Regions from separate parts of the Homo sapiens genome. Here regions 2, 3 and 4 are each linked to region 1. Evidence: chromatin loops called from intact Hi-C (ENCODE). Cell type or tissue: HepG2. All regions are shown on one strand. Each heading gives the region's core, and the rest is flanking DNA. Links, peaks and the distances in the headings are about the cores only. Region 1 overlaps LOC107986772 (a long non-coding RNA gene). Region 2 overlaps LOC107986772 (a long non-coding RNA gene). Region 3 holds the start of LOC105375170 (a long non-coding RNA gene). Region 4 overlaps LOC107986772 (a long non-coding RNA gene).

Evidence for each region. Hi-C counts contacts between places; a loop is a spot of excess contacts. Peaks named below come from ENCODE experiments on the same cell type or tissue, not always from the same donor. Only the 100,000 strongest peaks of a DNase experiment are listed, where the experiment ranks them.
Region 2: it touches region 1 in a loop (4-fold over the local background); 3 of 110 quality-filtered maps call a loop at or near these places.
Region 3: it touches region 1 in a loop (5-fold over the local background); 2 of 110 quality-filtered maps call a loop at or near these places.
Region 4: it touches region 1 in a loop (5-fold over the local background); 3 of 110 quality-filtered maps call a loop at or near these places.

Annotation. Positions count from the first base shown.
Region 1 is chr7:17,202,962-17,208,894 of GRCh38, forward strand. LOC107986772 (a long non-coding RNA gene) reads left to right here. Exons shown (of 3, transcript XR_001745107.2): 2 at 1,742-1,804. The region is part of intron 6 of LOC101927609 (a long non-coding RNA gene); the gene reads right to left. Among named protein-coding and RNA genes, the nearest start is that of AHR, 93 kb to the right of the region's middle. In HepG2, for the core only: no CTCF peak of the experiment used is centred there; DNase peaks (open chromatin) are centred at 3,710 and 4,440.
Region 2 is chr7:17,126,741-17,132,673 of GRCh38, forward strand. The region is part of intron 1 of LOC107986772 (a long non-coding RNA gene); the gene reads left to right. Among named protein-coding and RNA genes, the nearest start is that of AHR, 170 kb to the right of the region's middle. In HepG2, for the core only: no CTCF peak of the experiment used is centred there; DNase peaks (open chromatin) are centred at 3,751 and 5,411; H3K4me3 peaks cover 697 bases.
Region 3 is chr7:16,986,451-16,992,383 of GRCh38, forward strand. It overlaps LOC105375170 (a long non-coding RNA gene), which reads left to right and starts at 3,768. Exons shown (of 3, transcript XR_927067.3): 1 at 3,768-3,977. It overlaps LOC124901595 (a long non-coding RNA gene), which reads right to left. Exons shown (of 4, transcript XR_007060239.1): 4 at 3,817-3,897. In HepG2, for the core only: no CTCF peak of the experiment used is centred there; DNase peaks (open chromatin) are centred at 3,701 and 4,691; H3K4me3 peaks cover 586 bases.
Region 4 is chr7:17,140,608-17,146,540 of GRCh38, forward strand. All of the region lies in intron 1 of LOC107986772 (a long non-coding RNA gene), which reads left to right. LOC101927609 (a long non-coding RNA gene) reads right to left here. Exons shown (of 12, transcript XR_007060234.1): 9 at 4,100-4,181. Among named protein-coding and RNA genes, the nearest start is that of AHR, 160 kb to the right of the region's middle. In HepG2, for the core only: no CTCF peak of the experiment used is centred there; a DNase peak (open chromatin) is centred at 2,754; H3K4me3 peaks cover 561 bases.

The DNA.
Region 1 (5,933 bases), core at 674-5,673:
ATGACATTGGGAGGGCCTTTGGTGTGCTGAGAAAACTAAACATTACGTTGAGAGCAACGACTTCTTCTGGCTATTTGAGGTGATATAAGTGTATAAGGGTTACTAGATTCCTTACCAAGAAATTCAAAAGCAAAGGGGAGTTATGAAAGAGACATGTTGGCCGGGCACAGTAGGTCACACCTGTAATCCCAGCACTTTGGGAGGCAGAGGTGGGTGGATCATGAGGTCAGGAGTTTGAGACCAGCCTGACCAACATGGTGAAACTCCATCTCTACTAAAAATATAAAAATTAGCCAGGCGTGGTGGTGTGCACCTGTAATCCCAGCTACTCGGGAGGTTGAGGCAGGAGAATCGCTTGAACCCAGGAGGCGGAGGTTGCAGTAAGCTGAGATTGCACCACTGCACTCCAGCCTAGGTGACAGAGTAAGACTCCATCTCAAAAAAAAAAAAAAAAAAAAAGAAAGAAACATGTTAAGACTTATACTTCCAAGTTCACCGAGGTATACCATGTTCATGCTGGTAAAGATGTGGAGAATGTACTAGAGAGTGAAGACTGGAGGCTGGGAAAGAGTTAGGAAGATGCCTTGAATAGTTCAGGGAAGAAATTTTAAGGCTTAGAAACAGGGAATTTTTGTCCCGGGATGAAGTTGAACAGGCGGATAGAGAACCCAGTGATTGATACATAGCAGGTAAGGTGAAGGGGAGGTTTCTAGCTTGGATGAATAGGCAAAGAGTGTGCTCCTAAACTGACCAGGTTAATTGGGATTAAAAGGAAATATATCACCCTGAAACCAAGGATGGCAGACAAGGAGGAGCCATGGATAAAACTTTACAGAATTAAGTTTCAGAAAAGATGATCGGGTTGGTCTGGCCAAGCTGCGTTGCCACCACGTCAGAGGGTGCAGCTGCCTATGGGGACTCCCATCTGGCAACCTTGACTTATACCCATTCTTCTTTTAAACTTCCCTGGCTCTTGGGAAATCAGTATGCATCACAGTTCCTGACAAATTAAGAGTCCAGAGAATACAGCAATTATATGATCTAATCATACTAATGTTTCAAGTTGTCATAAAGTTACTAAATTTGTATCTAATATCATTTAAGTAGTAACTAATATAAAAGTATTTCAGCATCAGAATTTAAAATGTGAATCTGTCATTATGCATAGAGTTTTCTATTCACAGCAGTTCTACTTATATCCATATACACGATGGGCTTTGCCACTTACACATATTGAAGCTAGGATGTCAATTGGATAGGGCTCACAATCTCAAACTCATGGAAAATTTGGTAAATTTATCTCTAATGCCTATTCTTGTAAATGACAGATTTTTCACTGAAAACAGGGAATCGAGACAAACATCCTATGTAGACTTCTTAAAGATCATGAAATGATTCTAAGTTGGTGCAAAAAAAAGTCTCAAGATGCCTGTCATGAATCTCTGCAGAACTCTGTCTGAATTCCATGTTACAAATGCTTCCCAATTATGGTAGTAAGATATGGAAGAAAATATGAAGAAGTAACAACTTTTTATAGCACACTAGTATATCATAAACACATATAGTATTCATTTTATTACTATATTATTCTTCCTTTAATACACATAATACTTAAAAAAATTTTTTAGCTTAGAAAGATTATAATTTTTTAAAAACTCAGTCAGTTCCATAAGCCTTTATTAATATTTTCTATGGAGATATGAGATTCAACTGATGTCATTTTTTCTTTTTCTTACTGCAGAGTGCCTTTTCAGGAATTAATTCTGCTGTTAGAGAAGTACCTATGTCTTCAGAGAATGTAAAGGTATGGAATATGTTCACTCTGCTTAAATCTTCCTTGGGAACTCATATTCTTTTTCTCTAGCAATGGTTGGAGCATGTGTTTTGGAGCACCCCTGGGAATAAAAAGAAACAAAACCTATTCTGCCATTGGCATTTGGCTTCCCCAATGTTTTCACTTGGTAGGTAGCTAGTAGAATGAGAAGCTGGGAAATTATAGCTACAGTCAGTCATTCCTTGGTATATGTGGGGGATTGGTTCTAGGGCACCTGGAGTATACCCAAATCTGTGTACACTCAAGCCCTGCAGCTGGCCCTTTGGAACCCACATATAAGAAAAGGCAGCCCTTGATATATGCAAGTTTTGCATCCCAAGAATACCAAATTTTTGATCCCCATTTAGTTGAAAATATGTGCGTATAAGTAGACCCTCGCAGTTCAAACCCATATTTTTCAAGGGTCAACTGTACTTTAATCTCCATGTTCATCAGCCAAATATACCATGCAATTGCAAAATTCCAAAATCAGTATTTCCTCCTGGGGAATTTCCTTAACATTTACTCTCATTCTTGTTGCCTAGATAAAACAAAACTATGAAGAATCTTAGAGAATCCTGTCTGGATAAAACACAATTAGATAATTTCAGATTGCATTTGAGTAATGATTAGACATTCTTTTCATTGCATAGTATTTTAATGTCTTTTATTGCTTCCATGGAAAATGTTATTTATATATGATTTTCCATATAGGCATATTCAGTGCTTTCTTAAATCAGCCATAAAAGTGAAACAGCCAGATAATTAAACACAAAGAACGATAGATGTTTGGATGGTTCTTAAATATCATATTTTAAATTTCATACATTTGTGATCAGTGTGATGATACTTTAAGGTCAATAAGAAACCATTTTCTGCTGGGTTTGGTGGTGCGTGCCTATAGTCTCAACCACTCAGTAGGCTGAAGTGGGAGGATTGCTCGAGACTATTTCTGGGCTGCAGTGATCTATGCCAATTGGGTGTCTGCATTAAGTTTTGCCTCTATATGATGACCTTCTGAGAGCTGGGTACTGGCCCAGTTTGGAGACGGAACTGGTCTAAACTCCTGTGCTGATTCATTGGTGCCATAGTGGCTGTGAATACTGAATTGCCACTGCCCCCCAGCCTGGGTAACATAGCAAGATGCCATCTCTGAAAATTATTTTTTTCTCAGAAAGAGAATACATTTCCCAGCCTTATCTGCTGCCTACCTCGTGCTGATCAGTAGTGCCATGGTCGCTGTGAAGAGTGAATTGCCACTGATCCGCAGACTGGGTAACATAGAAAGATGCCATCTCTGAAAATTATTTTTTTCTCAGAAAGAGAATATATTTCCCAGCCTTATCTGCTGTCTACTTCCTCAATTCTTCCCCCTCTCATGACAGCTGACAGCAAAGGCCCATGATTTAGGATCCTCTAAAATCCCACCTGGGAAATGACTTCTTGCTGACAGGAAATTTTCAGAGCTAAAATCATGTACAAAAAGCAATGGTTACTTTTTAGAATAATAGCTAAAATATAAAATACAGTAGAATCACTTTCATTGATTAATTTTTTGTTTGTTAGTTATTCACTCAACCTACAGCAATGACATAGCCAGAAACTCCCTGTTCTTAATGACGTAGTGGGTTCTCTGCCTGACAAAGGGCACCACTGTGCTTCAGGGCGCGGCTGCTGAATTCCTCTGGCTTTGGGTTCAAATTTCTGCTCTATTGTTTACTAGGTACATAACCTTGGGCAATTCACTTCACTTTTCTGTCTCCATTTTCTCTTTTGTAAACAGTGAATAATTCAGTAACTACTCAGGTTGCTGAAGCATTGAATGATATAGGCACATCAAGTGTTAGCATGGTGCCTCATATATGGTGGTTAATTATTACAAGTAAGATAATAACACTTGGTTACTGTACTTACTAGTGCTACTCTTTGACCACCTTGGGGGGAAAGAAAACCACTAAGATAATCCCCCTTATCATGAGCACTTCCTCTGTTGAAAAACTCAGTAGAATTCATCACAAAGAGGCCAGGATCAGATAAGAGGCCAGTCATAGTCTAGTCTTTGGCCACCTCTGAACTCCTCTGAACTCCCTTGAGCATGATATTTGCTGTACAGCCCTACACAGCAACCCTGGTAAACTGCGAATTTGTGGCAAAAAAAAAACCCAAAAAACAAAAAACATAGCATAACATTGTTGGCACAAATGTTTACATGTTGCCTTATCAAAATGTTGCCACCTGTAGGTCTTTAACGTTATTTTGAAAAATAACACTTTTAAATTTTTAGAGAAAATATCTGAAATGGCAGATTCAGCGTCATTCATGATCAATTTTAGTATTAGTGCATAGGGGAGCCCTGAGACTATTTTCCTCAATAGTTGAGTTTCCTCCATCATAGGTATGACTAAGGGAATAGAAAGATGAGAATTACTAGAAATTTAAAGGAGCGTTGTCAGTGAAAGTTATATAAATTGAATAAAAAATAGAGTGATATTAGTGATTCACCATTTAGATGGACTTTTTCTGCCAATTTAGGTCTTCCTTGCTATCCTGCCTCCACATTCCCTAATCCTAATACATGTTTGCTCATGCCTTTTGTGCTGTTGCCATAATAAGCAGCCCAACCCCAGCCCTTATCTGCAGGAAGGAAACTGGGGGTAGCAATAGCTGAACAAGAACCAAGTTGAACACAGCTATGAGCAACACAGATAAGCACAGGGACATGTCCCATATGCAGGATGGACTACATAATATGTGGGGCCCAGTGTAACATAAAAATGTGAGGCCCCTTATTAAAAAATGTTTTAGAACTTCGAGATGGTGACAGCCAATCATTAAATGAAGGATCAGGCTCTTTTAAGTATGGAACCCTGTGAAGATGCACAGGTTGGATGCCCATGCAGCTGGTCCTAGACATTTTTCCTTCCCTGTTACTGCTAGTCTTATCTGTACAGGAATGGCCTCTGGTGGTCCAGCCTTTTACCATGTCCATGGAAGTTTACCTTATTGTAAAACCAAGTAAGTATTCAGGTTTTAATGCCAGATACATGATCTAGCTAATGGTTTAGGATTAAATGATTCTTCTTTTCTAAAGCCTCAGAGACACACCTTTTAATCAACTGTCACCCCCGCATTGTCTGAAAACTAGACGTAGTGTATAACATATGAATGTATACAAAAGAAGAACCCTCAGGAGTTAATTCTCAGCATGCAATGGAAAATATAAATGGAAATACCATTGTAAGGCAAAAAAATTCAACAAGGGAACCATGAACTTCAGGTATATTATTTTAATTTGAATCAGTTATCTTAAAGACCCTATGAATATTTAAGCATTGTTTTTTTAAAGGCTACCGTACAGTGAGTTATACAAGTAAAACTGGAAAACTCTTGACATTCTTAATATTTGTGAGTTGCATGCCCCTCTGACAACCTGATGAAAGTCATAAAACTCATCCAGGTAAATATATGTTCCCATAAACACACACACACACACACACACACACACACACACGTGCTTCCCAAGCACCTTGAGATCTGTTCAGGAACTTGAGGCTAAACAAATCCTTGCTCTGAAACAAAGCTTCTGTTGCTGATCCTGAAGGACTCAAAGGGAGCTATTTTAAAACAGAAATAAAGATATAGATTTTATCTTATGGCTAAATGAAGTTAAATAAACAAGTTGGGGTCAGGTCATAAAGGATCATGCTAATGCTTTCTTTTCTTTTTTAGACGGAGTCTCACTCTGTCGCCCAGGCTGGAGTGCAGTGGCGCGATCTCGGCTCACTGCAAGCTCCGCCTCCTGGGTTCACGCCATTCTCCTGACTCAGCCTCCCGAGTAGCTGGGACTACAGGCGCCCGCCACCACGCCCGGCTAATTTTTTGTATTTTTAGTAGAGACGGGGTTTCACCGTGTTAGCCAGGATGGTCTCGATCTCCTGACCTCGTGATCTGCCCGTCTCGGCCTCCCAAATGCTGGGATTACAGGCGTGAGCCACCGCGACTGGCCAATGCTTTCTTAAAACATGTTTTGTGCAGAAGAATTTTAAATACAGACATCTCATTACACACCTAACTACGTCAGTATTCAGCTCTTAAAAATAAATGTATTTTCCTGCATAGC
Region 2 (5,933 bases), core at 661-5,660, 76 kb before region 1:
TGATTTCCTAGCTTACACTCCACTTTGTTGCACTTTGTCTAAAAGTTTCAGACCCTCCCACCACTTTTTTTTTTTAACTTAAATAGCATGAGAACTCTGGACTATACCATTTGACTCATGACTATTCTGTCTTGCTTCACATCTTATTTGTTTGTCTGGATTCCCCAGCAGGACACTAACGTCCTTTACTGAAGAAACCAGTCATTACAGTATCACGAGGTCTAATTTGGTCCTAAACAAATGATAGTCTTTCAGTATTTTATGATTCTGTTACTTCATTGATACCAGCCTTACATACTTCTTAATGAAAACTGATTCAACAGACTTCAAATCTGATCTGATAGTAGTATTTCATGAGGCTCTAAGTACAAGCAAAAGTTGGTAATACTAAAGAGGAAGGAGGGCTCATTTATTGGAAAACATGTATGTTAGACCATACATTGTAGCAGAGGAAGAAAAGCAGTATGAGTGGGTGGAAGGTTAGCTGTAGTTCATGGTCAAATGTGGAAAGGTCAGTAGTTACAAGGAAATAAAAGAGTCAAAAGACCAGCGCAAAAGGAGCTGAAGCTTGGATTACATTGAGTTAAGCTGTTTGTGTCCCACTGATGCCCATTTGAACACTCATAGGCTTTATTCTTTCTATTTCAGTATTAGAGAATTATATGGTAGTAGCTTCTTATATGGTAGATCTTCCCTTAGGTTCGCTATAATTGCAGTTTTGGCATTAAGGCCAATATTGGCGGTGACACTGATGAATTTGGATTATCCTGAGATTATGAGATATGTATGGGTTTGGGCATATTTGCAGTATGGTAACGTCATCAAAGGATACAGTTTATGTTTCTTAGCAACCTAGAATCGATCAGCATCTTGATGCAATTTTATGTGGCTCTTTAATTGCTGATTTTGTAGTGTTCGAACCTTCTAATGATGTAACAGCTGAAAGAGGATGTGCAAAAAGGCATTGTAAAAAAAAACTTTTTGGCTGCTTTTTGTTGGGCACCAAGGAAACATTTTGGCTGTATCTTTCCATCTAAGTGAAAAGAACTAAAGAAATGTTCTTTCTTCTCCATGCAGTGTAACTAAATTGTCTGGGAAAAAATCAGCATTCACATGTCTTGGACAAGTGAGAAGAGTGCTGTTTACCATCTTGCATCATTAGATATGACACTTTTATCATGCTCTGAAAAGATATAAAATAGGTCATTGGAATAAGGACACAGTATGGAAAATAGATGAAATCAGATAATAAATTGCAAATCTGTTAAGCCACGCTCCATTTTTATCCTTCTCTTTTTTCTTTTTGTCTTCCCCTGTGGCGTGGAAGAGATACTTCCCTTCACGTCCTGCCTTTTGCTTCACCCTAGACAGATGCTCTCCCAGAATCCAAGATAATACATGTTTGTCCACATGGTAGACTGCACTAGCCTTCTCCAATGTAGGATAAATGTGCCCGTATGCTACAAGGAAACAGAATTATTGAATCTGCTCTTGGCAAACTAACACTTTTTTTTTTTTTTTTTTTTTGAGACAGAGTCTCACTCTGTCACTCGGGCTGGAATGTAGTGGTGCGATCTCCGCTTACTGCAAGCTCTGCCTCCCGGGTTCACGCCATTCTCCTGACTCAGACCCCTGAGTAGCTGGGACTACAGGCCACTGCCACCATGCCCGGCTAATTTTTTTGTATTTTTAGTAGAGATGGGGTTTCACCGTGTTAGCCAGGATGGTCTCGATCTCCTGACCTCGTGATCCACCTGCCTTGGCCTCCCAAAGTGCTGAGATTACAGGCGTGAGCCACCGTGCCTGGCCAAACTAATACTTTTTATTGTGTGCCATAGGTCCCATAATGCCATTTGATATTAACCATCTCCAGTAACATCAATAGTTGCAGGAAATCAGTAGAAAGGAAGGACTATTGAGAGAACAATTTGGCCATCTCTTTGCTTCCAGGTATATTTGTATCACACTGCAAAGCAAAAATAGGCTAAATGTTGAAATACCGATGTGGAAAACTATCTTTAAAATGCAAATAAAATTTGGAAGTTTTATTCCATCGTTTGGGCTATTTTCACTTGCTCTGTCCTTGAGGGCAGCACAGCAACATGGTCACCCTTCTTTGAATAAAGACCAAATTGTTTTAATGGATCTTCATCTCATAGAAGAGGTAAAATGGCAGAGATGCTTCTGTGGTTTGAGTATTTGTCCCCTCTAAAACTCATGTTGAAACTTAATCCCAGATGTGGCAGTATTGAGAGGTGAGGCCTTTAAGAGGTGATTGGGTCATGAGGGCTCTGACCTCGTGAATGGACTAATCCACTCATGCATTAATGGTTTAGGAGGTTAACGGATTAAACAGTTATTGTGGGAATGGGACTGGTGCCTTTATAAGAAGAGGAGAGAACTGATCTGGCACCTCAGCCCCCTCGCCGTGTGATGCCCTGCACTGCCTCAGGACTCTGCAGGGAATCCCCACCAGCAAGAAGACCCTCACCAGATGTGGCCCCTTGACCTTGGGATTTCTCAGCCTCCATAACTATAAAAATATTTTCTTGATAAGTTACCCAGTATCAGGTGTTCTGTTACAAGGAACAGAAAACGGGCTGAGAGACATGCCCAGTGAGGATGGTGGCTAGGAAGTGAATGACACAGTTGCTTTCTGCCTGCTGCTTTCTTGAACAGGGAGACACTTGTCTAAGTGATCTGCATTAGAGGAGTGCAGATCACAAACAAAGACGGATTTATGTGAGTAAAGAATTATATATACCCTAAAGCAATGTCATTATGGCAATTATATTTAAGGATTTTGGTAAAGTCTTCAGAGGAGTATAAACTATTAAAAAAAAGGAAACAGCTGTTAGAGGGGTTTATATCTTAAAATAACAAAGGTACTTGCATGTGTGAAGAATGCCAACATCTTAAAAACATCTTCAATATAATTGATATTGATGACTTTTGTTTTCACTTCCCAACCACCTCTAAATAGTTTCAGTACTTCTGAAACTTTATTTTATGTTTTTAAGTGTTTTTTTTTTTATAAGTCTTCCCAGTTTGGTCTACTATATTAAGCTCAATTGTGAAGTTATTAAGCTCTTGGAATGGGCCTAAACTACGAAAATTTGAACAACACCTAGAAGAAATTAATAGTCCCATAAACATTTTGCCTTAAAGTAAAAGATGGTTCCAAGATGTCCAACCTGGGAAGAAAGATGATAAAAGTGACTGAAATAGGATAAATAGAAAAAAAATTAATAGGAGAAAAAATAATTATTTTAGCTTGTGGATAAATATCTGTTATAGGACTTCTACCTGTGAATGTTTAATGGCAGTTGGAAGAATAGATTTGGACACGCAAGAGTTAGGAGTAGAGATGCCAGTTTAATAGGCATCTACATTCTCTTGAAGGTTCGTAATAGGTAAGTTTACTGTGATCTTTCTCTCTCATTCCCTAGCCTCTACTCAGCTTTGCTGAATCAATTTCTTCTCCCGAAATTTTGATATTTTTTCTTTCTAATATGCTACATTATACTTTTGCATGCAGCATGAGGGGTTAGGGTCAGGGAGAGAGAAAATGAAGAGATTTCTGTTTATTTCTGTTACTCAGCTAAGTATCAGAAACACCACAGGGGGTTAAAAAGGATGTCTACGGAGGTGCTTGCCTGAGAAGTCACCAGAGGAATTGTGTGCAAACACAGAAACCCTTTGGTAACATGAGCTGTGTTTCCTTGTTAAATTGACCCTGCTGTCTGACACCCTCTGTTGCTACTGTTACATCACAGCTAGGTCAACATCCAGATTCCTTTACCAACTATGTGAGAATCTACTAAAAGCATTCTCTAATAATACAGTCAGCCCTGGGAAAGACATCTGAGCTTTAATTAAGCAATGTATGTGGGGGAAAATTTCTGGTATCTTGTTTAATAGACAGGTGTAACATATTCCTCTCTCCAAATATGCTTTTAGATGACATGGGGTAGGTTTAGAGAGATTTATAACAAAATGAAACTGATGTGGCAGTAGAATTTGTTAGCCCATTCTTTTATGTTTCTCAGCAGAGATCTTTACGTGGTAAAATGTCAGATTAGGGCTCAGCGTAATGATTTTTGGAACATGATAATGTTATTTCAGAACACTTCATTTAGAAAAATATCTTTGTTCGAATACTTCCTGATATTAATTTAATTTGCTTTGGTGCTCGTGGGTTATAGGAAGTGTAGCTGCACACTTCTTTGCACTTGCCTCACAAAACTTCCAACAGAAACCAACCAACACACATCTCATTAATCTTCTTAACACTAAGCAGAAAAGACCAAATTGAAAATACGGCGATCTTTCCATGAATGCACATCAGGACTGGTTTGTTTATCTCTGAGCAGGCATGTGTGATGAAAACAGTATGTCATTATGTAGCTTCCTAAGTGGAGAGCTGGAACTTTGTGAAGAACAAGGAGCCTGCCGTGAGGTTGGAAGTTTTTACTTCTTTGCGCTATCATTTCTATTGCTTTGACTGTGGTATCTTCCAAGTGTCAGGAGTTACTTCTTCCCTAAAAGAACTCTGGTTGGGCTGGGAATATCGGCTCATGCCCAGCACCTTGGAAGGCTGAGGTGAGAGACTCAGTTGAGGCCAGGAGTTCAAGACCAGCCTGGGCAACATAGTGAGACACCATCTCTATAAAACAAAACAAAACAAAAACAAAAACAAAGATCCCTCAGGCAGTTTGTTGAGAATAAAGCATGTCTTAAGCCACATGCCTTTATTTTTTTACCCTTGCTCTGTCTCGTTAAACTGTTCTCTCAAAAAAATTCATCATCTGAAGTTTAATATTTTTTATGCTTCATTCCACAACTTCTTAGTGAGTTTCTAAAATTAATACAAACAACAAAAACCTATGTCACGAATGGAACACAAGCAAATAAGGCTCAGACATTTAAAAGCCGATGGCAATGTACATCAGGATAAGATTATGTTAAAATAAGGATTGTAGACTCTGTGTGATAGTCTTCGTGCTTGATTTTGTGCTGATTGTAGGATATAAGTATAAAGATAATAATCCAAATTAAAGTGCCCATCTACTGTAACACAAGCTATTATCTCTATATGATATCCAACACACGACAGATATTTGATAACTTATGACAATAAATATCCTAAGTTCTTACAGCCATATGAAGCACCTAGAATTACCAACTATGAAGCTGTTAGCCATTTACACTTGTATATTAAGTTAAATATTTATTAGGATTAGAAGTCAAATAGAGGGCTAGTAGAATATTGGAAAGTGTGTTTTCCCTTTGAGTGTAAAGCTCCATTTGGGATGGAGTGTTGAGTGGTAAAGTCTTTTCAGCATGCTTTCTGAAAGTTTTCTCTTTACTCTCATTTTCACCTGGGTAAAAAGAATGTAGGAATGATTAACAGGGTGGTTAATGTGTAGCAGCTGAGACAAGGTTCTACAGATATAGTGTGTAGTCTGGTAGGAAGAACCATGTCCCCCTCCACCCACTTTGTTCACCTCCCAATCCATGGAAACTATGAATATATTACTTTAGATGGCAAAAGGGACTTTGCAGAGGTGATTAAATTAAGAACCTTGAAGTGAGAGGATTAGACTAGAATATCCAGGTGGGACCAATCTAGTCACCCCAGTCTTTAAAAGCAGAGAAACTTTGCCAGCTATGGCCAATGAGTGCTATGTCGATGGGAAAGTCAGTAGGATGCGACTTGAGCGTGGAAAGGGGCCACGGGCCGAGGAATGCGGGCAGCCTGCAGAAGCTGAAAGCTGGAAAATGCAAGGAATGGAGTATTGGTGAGTTGAAATTGGCTTAATAATTCCCTAATACTAATGTGCACAACAAACTCATGGACTGCTTGTTTAAGATGCATATTTCCAGGCCCCATCCCAGGCATTCTGATTCATTCAATCTAGTGTGAGGCATTA
Region 3 (5,933 bases), core at 665-5,664, 220 kb before region 1:
ACAATTTAGCATTTTTGTCATTAGGGTTTTTCTGAGGAATATATAATTTTTTATCAGAACAGGTGGGAAATCCTAAGTGAATTCACAACTTTTTGTTTGTTTTTTGTTTTCCAAATAAGACTATGAAATCCTCCAATTAAAAAAAAATTTCTGTTCAGCAAAAGGTTTATGAGACCAACCTCAGAAACCAAGCTTCCAAATCTGATGGCAACATTACTAAGTTTATTAAATTCATGGTTTCATTAATAGTGAATTGAGCTGTAAGCAAATGTCATGGGTGGAAAGATCAACAGCATGGTCTCTGTTATATTATATATATATATTATTATATATATATATAGTATATAGTATATATATATTTTATATATATATATAGTGTATATATATATATATAGTGCCTTAATTATATTATGTGGATAATTGCATAAGAACCATGTAATAATACTACTGAACAATGGGTACATTGTCCTTTCAAAATGAGGAAGTACACAGTTTACAATGTTGCCATCACAAGTTGAACTTATGGGGACATTAGGTCCTATGACTTTATCCAGAGAGTTGGATTCATCTCCTGCTAAATGGAAAAAAACTTCAAACTTTATTCCACATCTGTGCTATTCTCACCATATCCTCCTTTGCACGGGTATAACAGGAATCAGAGCTGAAATTTGGACAAAGTCAAAATCTCTATTCAATCTTTAAATACTTAACGAATATTGATTGAAGAACCAGATGATTCTCAAAGATAGTTCTCCCCAAGGATGAGAAATAAATGATCTCAACCTTGTAAATTTTAAGTTTTGTTAGGTGGGATTAGAACAGCCCTTAGCCTAGAGCTAATTTGTCTGCCTCTTGAGGTGATATCCTTCTGAATGCTCAATTTGATGTCCTGTGACTTATGAAGTTTCTCCACTTGGGCTGGTGGGAACCCAGTCTATACCTGTCCCCGTGTGATCTTCAAATATTGATCCCGGAGGGGCTTCTTTTGCTAGACTTGCATAGTTTCTCCTCAGTTGTGTGCTGATCAGAATTCAGCTGAAGGCTCAAAAGGGACCCTCTGCACACCCTTGTGTGTGGCTTTCTTTTGGGAATCTGCCTATGAACTCTAGCTGTCTTGGCCTCCCAGCTCTGTTTCCTCAGCTCTGGGACTCTACCAGTCTCCTCCTGGGTTTCTATTCCCCGAACTGTGGCCCAGAAACTCTCTCCAGGTAGAAAGCGGGGTCAATGACAGGGACTTCACTTCTTTTTTTTTTGTTTCCTGTCTCTTGGGTCACTGTCCTATGCTGCCTGATGTCCAATGTCTGGAAATCACAGTTTCATATATTACGTCCATATTTTTAGTTGTTTCATGGGAGGGGATAAATTTAGTCCCTCTTGCTCTGTCTTGTCTGGAAATAACCATGTCAATTTTAAATTAGAAAACATTCTTTATTGCTGTCTCTCTTAAAAATTGCCTATGACTCCAAACAAATATTATCTTTTACACTGGTGAGTTGGTTTACCATCTTCTGCTTTAGGGTAAGACGTTGTCAAGAGAGAGTGTCAAGTGTCAGAGAGAGTTGACAGGACTCCTTAATGGTACTACAGATGTCTCTAAAAAATTAGTTAGTTACAGGTTGATCACTATGATAAATAGCTCCAGTGTTGAGTTTCACTTCTATTTAAATAAAATAAAATTTAACTTTGAAGATTAAACTTATGGACTTCATTTTATAAGGTCTCTTCTCTCTCTCCTCTCTTTTAGAATAGCTGCATCTCTAGAGCACATAATGATTGCATATTCTCAGAGGTTACTTTTAGGATATGTAATCATTAGCAGATCTGTGAGTGTAAATGCAGGTCACTTTATTCTAGGCTTGTGTTTTGCCTTATCCAGTTTATTTTTATTTTTATGTTTTGCCTTATCCAGTTTTAATAACAGGTCCTGGATCATATACTACATATTTAGAAGAAATTAGAGTAGTATCTATACAGAGAGATGATGAGACAATCAAATTGAATAGGCTTTATGCTTTCTTTAACTTTCCTTTTGATTCCATTGAAAGCTCTTTTAAGATGTGTTAAACTTAAAACTTATTTGTGGCAAGTGAATATGGTATGTGTGTCCGTGTATGTACAATGTGTTGAAAATGAAAACATGACTGGCACAGATGACATGAGTGGGAACACTGCAAATTTGGTGAAGTCCTAAGAATTTTAGAAGAAAAAGACTTCTCACAAACAAGGCATACAACTATACAAAGTAAGGATGTGTGTTAGTTTCTAGAAAAGTTATAAGAAAATGGGAGAAATGTCATATTATTGCTACATCTTTCACATAAAGAGACTTTCAATGACCTTTTTTTAAAATTGATTTTTTATTGTATAAACTTAAGGCATACAACTTTAAGCCTTTTAAGCAAAGCTTAAACACACTGTCATTTTGGGAAACAGAAAATACAAATATGAAGAAACAGTAGGTAAAAAAATACTTTGGGATGATGTTAGGAGTCAGGGGACCAGATACAGTGGCTCAATATCTTAAAAAGTCACTTACCTTGTGGTAATCCTGCTATAATCTCACTAGAAATTTGGCAAAGTATCTCTTCATAAGCATTTGTTTTTAATTTAATAGGTCTCCAAACTACTCAGGATAATCAGATCATATTTTGGTTAACCTCGATGTTAACCATGATAAAGCCATTTGGTGCTCATTTTTTATCTAAAAGATGGAATGATTTTTTTTGACTGCCTCTCCTCTTTACAAGTCAATACATTATTTCTTTCTTCTTACAGTTAATCTGAAATTTATTCTGTTTTATAAACCTATGCCAAATAACCCCACTAATAGTAATGTGTTAATTTTTTTCTAATTATTACAGTATTTATAGCTAATGTTATCCAATTATATATATTGGACTGGATACTGCCTTGCTTATGTATGATACTTAAGTTTTGTCAAGTCATTTACAAGGTTCTTGAATACAGAGTCCCTATAGTTTTCTTCTATATATTTTTCTTCTTTCTATTAGCCCACTACTAAGTTGAGAGTAGATGCTTGATAATTTGTTGTCTTGAAATCAATTCTAAGAATTTAAAACTAGATATAAACCCCTTCCCCCTCCACTATTACCAGCTTAATCCCATCAACAGTTCAGAAAAATAAGACAGGAAATAATTGCTTGTGAAGGGCCACACAAGAAGTTAGGTATAAAACTACAATTGGACCTCAGACTTTCAAACCCATAATTCTGAACTCAAAACAAAAGGCCACACAGCCTCCATCTATATAATTAGATTTAGAAAGCACTCAGGAAAGCAAAGCTGCTCTTGTCCTGAAGGAAAGTTTGTGACTGTGTATTCTTTGCAGAAAGTAAGGACTATGGATCTCATTAAAATGTCCCCAACCTCAGGATACTATCAGTATAAACATTCTTGAAGGGGAACATATATTCTGGGTCTGGGAGACAAATCCCATCTGGTCTACCTTGGATGGAAGGCTCCCCTACTCTGTAGTGGTTGGTTGTTTTGTTGTGTGTGGACAGCTGAGAGTCATTTCCTCATCTTTATTCCAAACGAAGCTGGACACTCCCTTTTCATTTTTGAAAAGTAATCTGTGTGAGAAGGCAGCCAGCATGTTTACCCACTGGGCTTGGAGCCAGACTTCTTTCCCTGGTTCTTCCTCTCTCTGTTTCTCAATCTCCCCTGCTCTAAGATGGCCAGATATGAAAAGCTGCCAATCGGGATGCCAGAACATCAAAGAGATCGCTCATGAGAGCACACAAAGTCCCATTTGTTCAGCACTTGGACGGAGATGCCAGCAGCTTCCAGGCAGAGGGAGAATCGAAGGTTTGTCTTCACTTGACTTCTCGCTCACACCATCTGGCTGATGGAGAATCCTTTCATTTCTTCCCGTGGCTGGACCAAAGGGAGAATGACTGTGAATAGAAGTGCCTTTTCAACCTTCACTTGTATCCATTTTTAAAAGGACAAATAAGGTCATCTCTGCTTCTGAAATTAATTGTTAAGATTTCTTTAAAAAATTCTTTTTGCTATTAATAACCTTGATATATTGGATTCTAGATTTAAGGGATAAACATGGTATTGGTATCTGGTAATATGGAGTGGTCTGATTTTTATGTGTCATAAAAGTATTTTATCAGTGTCCCTCCCAACCATAAATTCTCTTTCAGGTATTTCACATGAAGCGTAGAATTCTAGTTAGAATCCTTGAGATTCTACTCTTACTGCTCCTTCTTTGGCAAAAGCTTACTTTCAGTATTGAACAGTGCTGGGAGTATAGTGTTAAGTGGTTGGCAGTTATTTTATACTGGGTGAATATGTTTTAGATTTGTTTCAAATTACAGATTTTGAGGACAGATATGGTGGGGTTGGAAAACGTAAGGATATTTGTAGGTGAGAAGGAAATCCATCTAAAGACATAAAAAGTACTGGATTGGAAGACTCCTAAGCAGGGCCAGGATTAAGTGAGGCTGTCAGCCTGTGTGTGTGTGTGTGTGTGTGTGTGTGTGTGTGTGTGTGTCTGATAGTAGTGGTAAAAGCACTTAACCTGAGATCTACCCTCTTAATTTTTAAGTGTATGATACAATATTGTTAATCATAGGCACAACGTTGGACGGCATATCTCTAGAAGTTTTCATCTTGCGTAACTGAAACTTTGTATCTGTTGAACAACAACTCTTCTTTCCCCTAATCCTCAGCCCCTGACAGCCACCATTCTACTCTCAGCCTCTATGAGTTTGGCTGTTTCAGATACCTCATATAAATGGAATCATGCAGTATTTGTCCTTCTGTGGCTGCTTTATTTCTCCTGGCATAATGTCGTAGGGCATAGTATTTAAGGAGGCATTTGTTCTCAGCCTCATGTAAGTGCAGGCTGAGCATCTGAGTTTGAGTGCCTGGATACATTTTGCACCTTGAGAGACAGTTTTGCCTCATCCTAGTATCAGGACCTGCTTCTAAGACAAATAGCCACTTTCCACAACTTTCACCAAAACTATTTTCTGGTTCCACAGAAGCAACTATGGGTGGGGCAATGTATGCTGGATGAGGGTGAGAAGAAATTTCATAAGTTATGTGATTTTAGGTGACTCGGACTACTTCCCTGAGCATAATTTTCACCCTGGAAACAGAACTAATATTTATTATCTATTTTATCCAACGAGAACTGGGATGGGTCTGAGATTTCGCCCTAATAATTGGTGCTAAGCTAAGAAATTAGCCTCTCACAGTTCTATGGATGCTGAAGGAAGACACGCAACTCCTGGGTCAGAAACACGAGGCTGTGTTACTCATAGCAGCCACAGTTGCTAAGTAGCAGCATTTATAGTGTTCCCTTGAACTCCAGTTCCCACAGGGCGACATGAAGAGGGCCAGATACAAGCAGTGAATTGCATTACATGAGATGAACCCAAAATCTAGGAACCAAAGTGTTTTATAATGGGCAAATCAGAAGGCCTGGCCTTGCTCTGCAGAGGGATATTATTTTTTGTAGACTGAACAGTAAGCATGCTTATTCCTTGCTCTGGGGGGATTCCTAGCATATTTGCCCCCAGAAATTTCTTTCTTTCCTTTCTTCTCTCCTCTCCTCTCCTCTCCTTTCCTTTCTTTCCATTTTTGAGACGGAGTTTCACTCTTGTTGCCCAGGATGGAGTGCAGTGGCGCAATTTTGGCTCACTGCAACCTCCGCCTCCTGGGTTCAAGCACTTCTCCTGCCTCACCCTCCCAGGTAGCTGGGATTATAGGCGCCCGCCACCACGCCTGGCTAATTTTTTTGTATTTTTAGTAGAGATGGGGTTTCACTATGTTGGCCAGGCTGGTCTTGGACTCCTGACCTCAGGTGATCCACCTGCCTCGGCCTCCCAAAGTGCTGGGATTACAGGCATGAGCCACTGCGCTCGGCCGAAAATTCTTTTATATGAGAGAAAAACAAA
Region 4 (5,933 bases), core at 497-5,496, 63 kb before region 1:
GATGAGGCCACTAATGTAGACAAAGTAGCTATTGTCTGAGAGCCCCTGAGTCATCTTGTGTCACAGAAAATATAGTTATTAGTTTTAATCATAACCCTATGGCATTTTAGAAACCTTAGTATCTAACTTCAATATATAGAGATATATAATTAGGAAAATACTTAGACTTAAATTCCACATTGACTGGCATTATAAACTTTGCTTTCTAGTAATAATTAGATGGCTGATCAGAAACTATGTATTACATGGCCTTCCTTATGAAATGAGGCAGCTTTTAAAATTATGTATCATAGGCCAGCTGCAGTGGCTTATGCCTGTAATCCCAGCACTTTGGGAGGACGAGGCTGGTGGATCACCTGAGGTCAGGAGTTTGAGACCAGCCTCGCCAATAGGATGACACCCTGTCTCTACTAAAAATACAAAAATTAGCTGCGTGTGGTGGCATGCAGCTGTAGTCCCAGCTACTCTGGAGGCTGAAGCAGGAGAATTGCTTGAACCTGGGAGGCAGAGGTTGCAGTGAGCCGAAATTGTGCCATTGCACTCCAGCCTAGGTGACAGAGTGAGACTCCATCTCAAAAAAAAAAAAAAAAATGCATCATATACTATTTTAACAATGGTCAATTATCACAGTCAATTCCATTTAAAAGTAATTTTTGATGCAAAAATATGTCATATCGAACTATTTTCCTAATGGGTTACAATATTGACATTATATTCTTAGGCTCTTGCAAATTATAATTAAAGGTATATTCTATCTGGAAAATGAATGTGTCAGTGATTTCTTTCTTTTTTTTTTTTAGATAACTGTGTTTGCCATATGTTTATCATCTAGGCATATGCTGAACTGTTGTGTATGTTCAATAAATAATAAGAATATGAATGTATTTTAGATTTGCTTAGAAATATAATCAACATAGGCTGGGTGCAGTGGCTCACACCTGTGATCCTAGCACTTTGGGAGGCTGAGGCAGGCAGATCACCTGAGGACAGGAGTTCGAGACCAGCCTGGCCAACACGGTGACACCACGTCTCTACTAAAAATACAAAAATTAGCCAGGTGTGGTGGCATGCATCTTAGTCCCAGCTACTCAGGAGGCTGAGGCAGGAGAACTGCTTGAACCTGGGAGGTGGAGGTTACATTGAGCCGAGATTGTGCCATTGCACTCCAGCCTGGGCGAGAGAATGACAGTCTGTCTCAAAAAAATTATGCATCATATACCATTTTAACAGTGGTCAATTACCACAGTCAATTCCATTTAAAAGAAATTTCTGATGCAAACATATTTCATAAAATTAACCATATGGCATTTTAGAAACCTTAGTATCAATTTTTTTACTGCCTGATGGGTTACAATATTGACATTATATTCTTAGGTTCTTGCAAATTATAATTAAAGGTATATTCTATCTGGAAAATGAATGTGTTAGTGATTTCTTTCTTTCTTTCTTTCTTTCTTTCTTTCTTTCTTTTAGAACCATGTTTGCCATATGTTTATCATCTAGGCATATGTTGAACTATTGTGTATGTTTAATAAATACTTAATAAGAATATGAATGTATTTATTAGATTTGTTTAGAACTGTACTCAGAATAGGCTGGGTACAGTGGCTCATGCCTGTGATCCTAGCACTTTGGGAGGCCGAAGCAGGCAGATCACCTGAGGTCAGGAGTTTGAGGCCAGCCTGGCCAACATGGTAAAACCCCCACCTCTAGTGAAAATACAAAAATTAGCCTGGCTTCATGGTGGGCACCTGTAATCCCAGATACTAGGGAGGCTGGGGCAGGAGAATTGCTTGAATCCAGGAGGTGAAGGTTGCAGTGAGCTGAGATCGCGCCACTGCATTCCAGCCTGGGTGACAGAGTGAGACTCTGTCTCAAAAAAAAAAAAAAAAAAAAAAAAAAAGGAAATGTTTTCAGAATACACTGGAATTTTGGAAGACAGACAAAATGAATATAAGCATAAAATTAGATTAAATACTGGCAGCTAACTGCAGGCCCCAGTCCTGTAACTAAAGCTAAGAAGACCCCTCCTTGCCCCAACAAAAAAGAAGTGTGTTTTCACTTTCACTTTCACATTCTTCACAATGTTCAATATAAACACTGAAGTTATATTGAGTAGCAACTTTTATTTGACATTTAATTTTTTGTTTTATCATGAATTTTCTAATTTCAGTTGAGTTTTTTGCTATTTATTGGCTTAGAAGTGTTTTGGCTTTCATATGCTAGACAATACTTTGAGTAAATACAGTGAAGGACTGTGAGAAAGTTAAATTTGTGGCACTTTTCATCTAAAACAAGAAAAAATGGAAATTCCCAAAGAAAGATGAGTAACTCTTTAAGCCATTTCTGCTGAATGGATGTTTCATACTAATGTTATGGGGAAGTATTAAAATACTGTAAAAGGAACTAATCCAAGTATTAGTGTCTTAGAAGAAAAGCCACTGGGTGCTTAAAACATGGGTGGAGATTTCTTAGTGTGTATTGATTGTTTATGAAATGTCAAAATACTACTAAAGTGTATGAGAAGAAAATAAAAGCTACTAGCATTTGAGGACACATTTACATGACAGATCTTACGAGCGTATTTCCTGGAAATGTTTCACTGATTGATTTCATCACTCATTTATTTATTGCAACACTTATTCAATACTTTACATAAGTTAAATTGAGGAGATTCAAAGAGGAGCTTTGTTCTTTGGCCTAATGGAACCAATACAGTGCTTCCTTGTGCCCCAGTGCTTCAGAGTTATTAGTGAACATAGTTCCTTCCATTTGTACTTTAGCCCCTCTCTTAATTTTCAGAAATGAATCCAGGCAGTAAACAAGGCTGACTAACAGATAGCAGGATGCACTCACAATTGAGATACTGTTATTGAGCCAATTTCCCTGTCTGACACACCCTTCTCTTAGAAGGATGTCTTTCTGTGGCTCCTACATGAAACAAGTAAAATGATTCCCAACAGGCTCTTCTACCAGGGTACAAATCACACCCAAACATGATGGCATTGGGCAAAGCTTAGGCTCCAACAGAGATTTTCTATTAAAGTTAGATTGAGTTCAGGTTGGGAAGCATATCCTCTGTCAAGCCAAGGAGTGGCTTGGATTTTATCTCGTAGGAAATAGGAATAGGTTCTTTGGAAAAACTGAAGGATGAATAGGACTTGGGTGGATAATTGAATGGGTTCTTGGGTGAATGAACTGATTGAAACGTGATTATGGAAAAATGTAGCATTAAATATGTGCTTTTCCTGAGAAATTTTAAATTGGTTTAAAATTAGCTAAGCAATGACCTTGGAATAATGGAGCTTAGTTCAAAGCTACAATTCACAATTGTTGTCAACTCTTCACTTTAAAAAGTGAATATTGTTCAGATGTGCAAAAGGGTTACACAAGAGTCCCAAAGAAGTCACAGGCCAGAAGTGTAGCTGATGGGTGATAGGAAAACCAGGTCTGTAGAAAAATCTCCCTGTTCATTACCATCCTCCTGAGTTTCTCCTTCCAACATCCTTATGTTCTACTTGCGTATTCTTATCATTTTGCAACCTCTTTACTTCTGGGCAAATAGGAAAACAGGCAGCTTTATCTTTGGAGTTGACTCTGAGGAAAATTCTTCTGGTGTCAAAGGAATGATTTGGATTAAAAATCTGAGGCTGAAACAATTTTAATGTTTATTTAAAATGAACTTTTCCACTAAACCTGTCTCATCAGATAACAACACTAAATATCATAGCTTACACACACAAATTTTATTTGGCCACAGGAAGAAAATAGGGAATAGAATTCAGTAATCAGAATATACCACACTGATGATACTATCTTATTACCATCAGTAATAAAATCAAAATATTACTCATTCTTCTTCCTCAGAATTCACTCACAGGGTTTGCATAGATCCTATGAGTCATGGTAGCATCTTCAGCCCTGGGAAACTGCCCTCTCTTTTTTGGCTCCACCTCCACCACCCCAAAAACCACACGGAGAGATGGAGAAGGGCTTGATTAAGAAGCTGCGAAGTTGCCTTAACATTGTTGTTTTCAAACTCACACTGCAGACACAATGCTTTGCGAACTTAAGATAATCATATTTCAGATAGAGATACCAGAGGCCGTTTCTCCAGCAGGTTCCTGCAGTGGTTTTTATGTCTTGAAATTCCAATTCAAGATTGGTTTGAGCCCTGGAAACTGAGATATTAGAACAATCAGATTATCTCATCAAAACAGATTGAGCATACTTTTATAACTCACACTGATCTTGGCTACAAAAGGATTTTGGTAGATGATTAAACTTTAGAAAGTGAAAGTAATATTTAGTTTGATCTTTATATGAGGCAATAATTCTATCAATTATAAGGATATTTCTTCTGAAATTTTCACTTTATCTTTAGTACCTATTTTTCCCCAGTATTTTTACCCATATTTCCCTAAAATTGAGATACCTGGGCTAAAACTGTTTTTTTTCCTTTATATGTTTCTATGCTTCGCTGTCAAATTAGGTTCAACTGATAAGAAAAAGCAAGTATAAGAGCGAGCTTTTGTTTCCTTAGCTGTACTCCTTGAACCCACTTCTCCATCACCTTCCCACCACCCACCCCATTGACAAAGATATTTCAGAAAAACTTTGAAGACTGTAGATCTGATATGAAGTAGTCCACCATTTAAAGCATTCTCCAGGGTGCAATATCGCCCCTAACAATGGGTCAGTCTTTAGGGGTGGGGGGAGCATCGGTTCTCAGCAGGCAAAATCTTAGCTATTAAATTGGCTGTGGCCCTCCAGAAAATTTATGTACTACATATCTGTACATATACAAATATGTGATGTATCTAGGGTAATAAAATTTCATAGGAGCTTTGGATAAGGGAGAAATAGCCTAAAAAGATGCTGTAAGGAAGCAGTAGTAAAACTTAAAAAGGTTAACAAACACTGCTTTAAAGACTATAGCCTCCTATTCTCTTCTAAAAGAATTGCATAGAAACAGTCCCTTTCCTAGTGCCCGCTCATGAGCTCCTTTATTTTGTCCTTCTCTGTTTTCCTAATACTGTGTTTCTATATGGTTTGAATATCATGTATTCAGATTTGACAATTTTCTTCTGCCTGCAAGCATTTTTAGTAGTACTTCTGTCTTTGCTAAACTAATTTGTAATTAGGAAAGAACCCATCTAGAGTGTATGCTTGTTAAACATCCTGTTGATTCATCTTTTTGATAACTGAATCTTTCTTTATCATTACTATTATATCACTTTGCCTTAAAACTGTTAATTTCCACAGCATCTCTGGCTAGGAAATCAGGGTTGCCTTGAGTTATTTCACGGGTGACAATTTCCTTTTTTGTTCAAATCTCTTTTTGTGGCATATATGCCATTTCTCATTTATTTAAAATATGATTTGACAACATATTTTCATCCTTATTTTATATGTACAGTTGACATTTTGCACAATGCAGGAGTTGGGGAAATCAACCCCCCTCTGTGTCTAACTTTTGACTCCCCAGAAACTTAACTACTAATAGCCTACCCTTGACTGAAAGCCCTGACAATAACATACACACATAAACAGTCGATTAGCACATATTTTGTATGTTACATGTGTGATATACTATACTCTTAAAATAAGCTAGAGAGAAGAAAGTGTTATTAAGAATCATACAGAAGGGGAGGTAGGTGCACTCAGTGTCACTTTTATTTTAAAAATCTGCACATAAGTGGGCCCGAGTAGCTCAAATGTCTGTTGTTCAAGGGTCAAGTATAAATATATACACATATGTATATGTGTATGCTAAATTGTGTCTATAGATTGGCTAAGCTGAAAAGCACAGCCTTCCTTAAATATCCAATTATATGTGCATATTGCAAGCTGACCAAATATTACATGTTTTCCACATGTATATTTAGTGATCAGTTGTGTTCTTTTTTAAAAAAATTGTCCTCATTCAGATG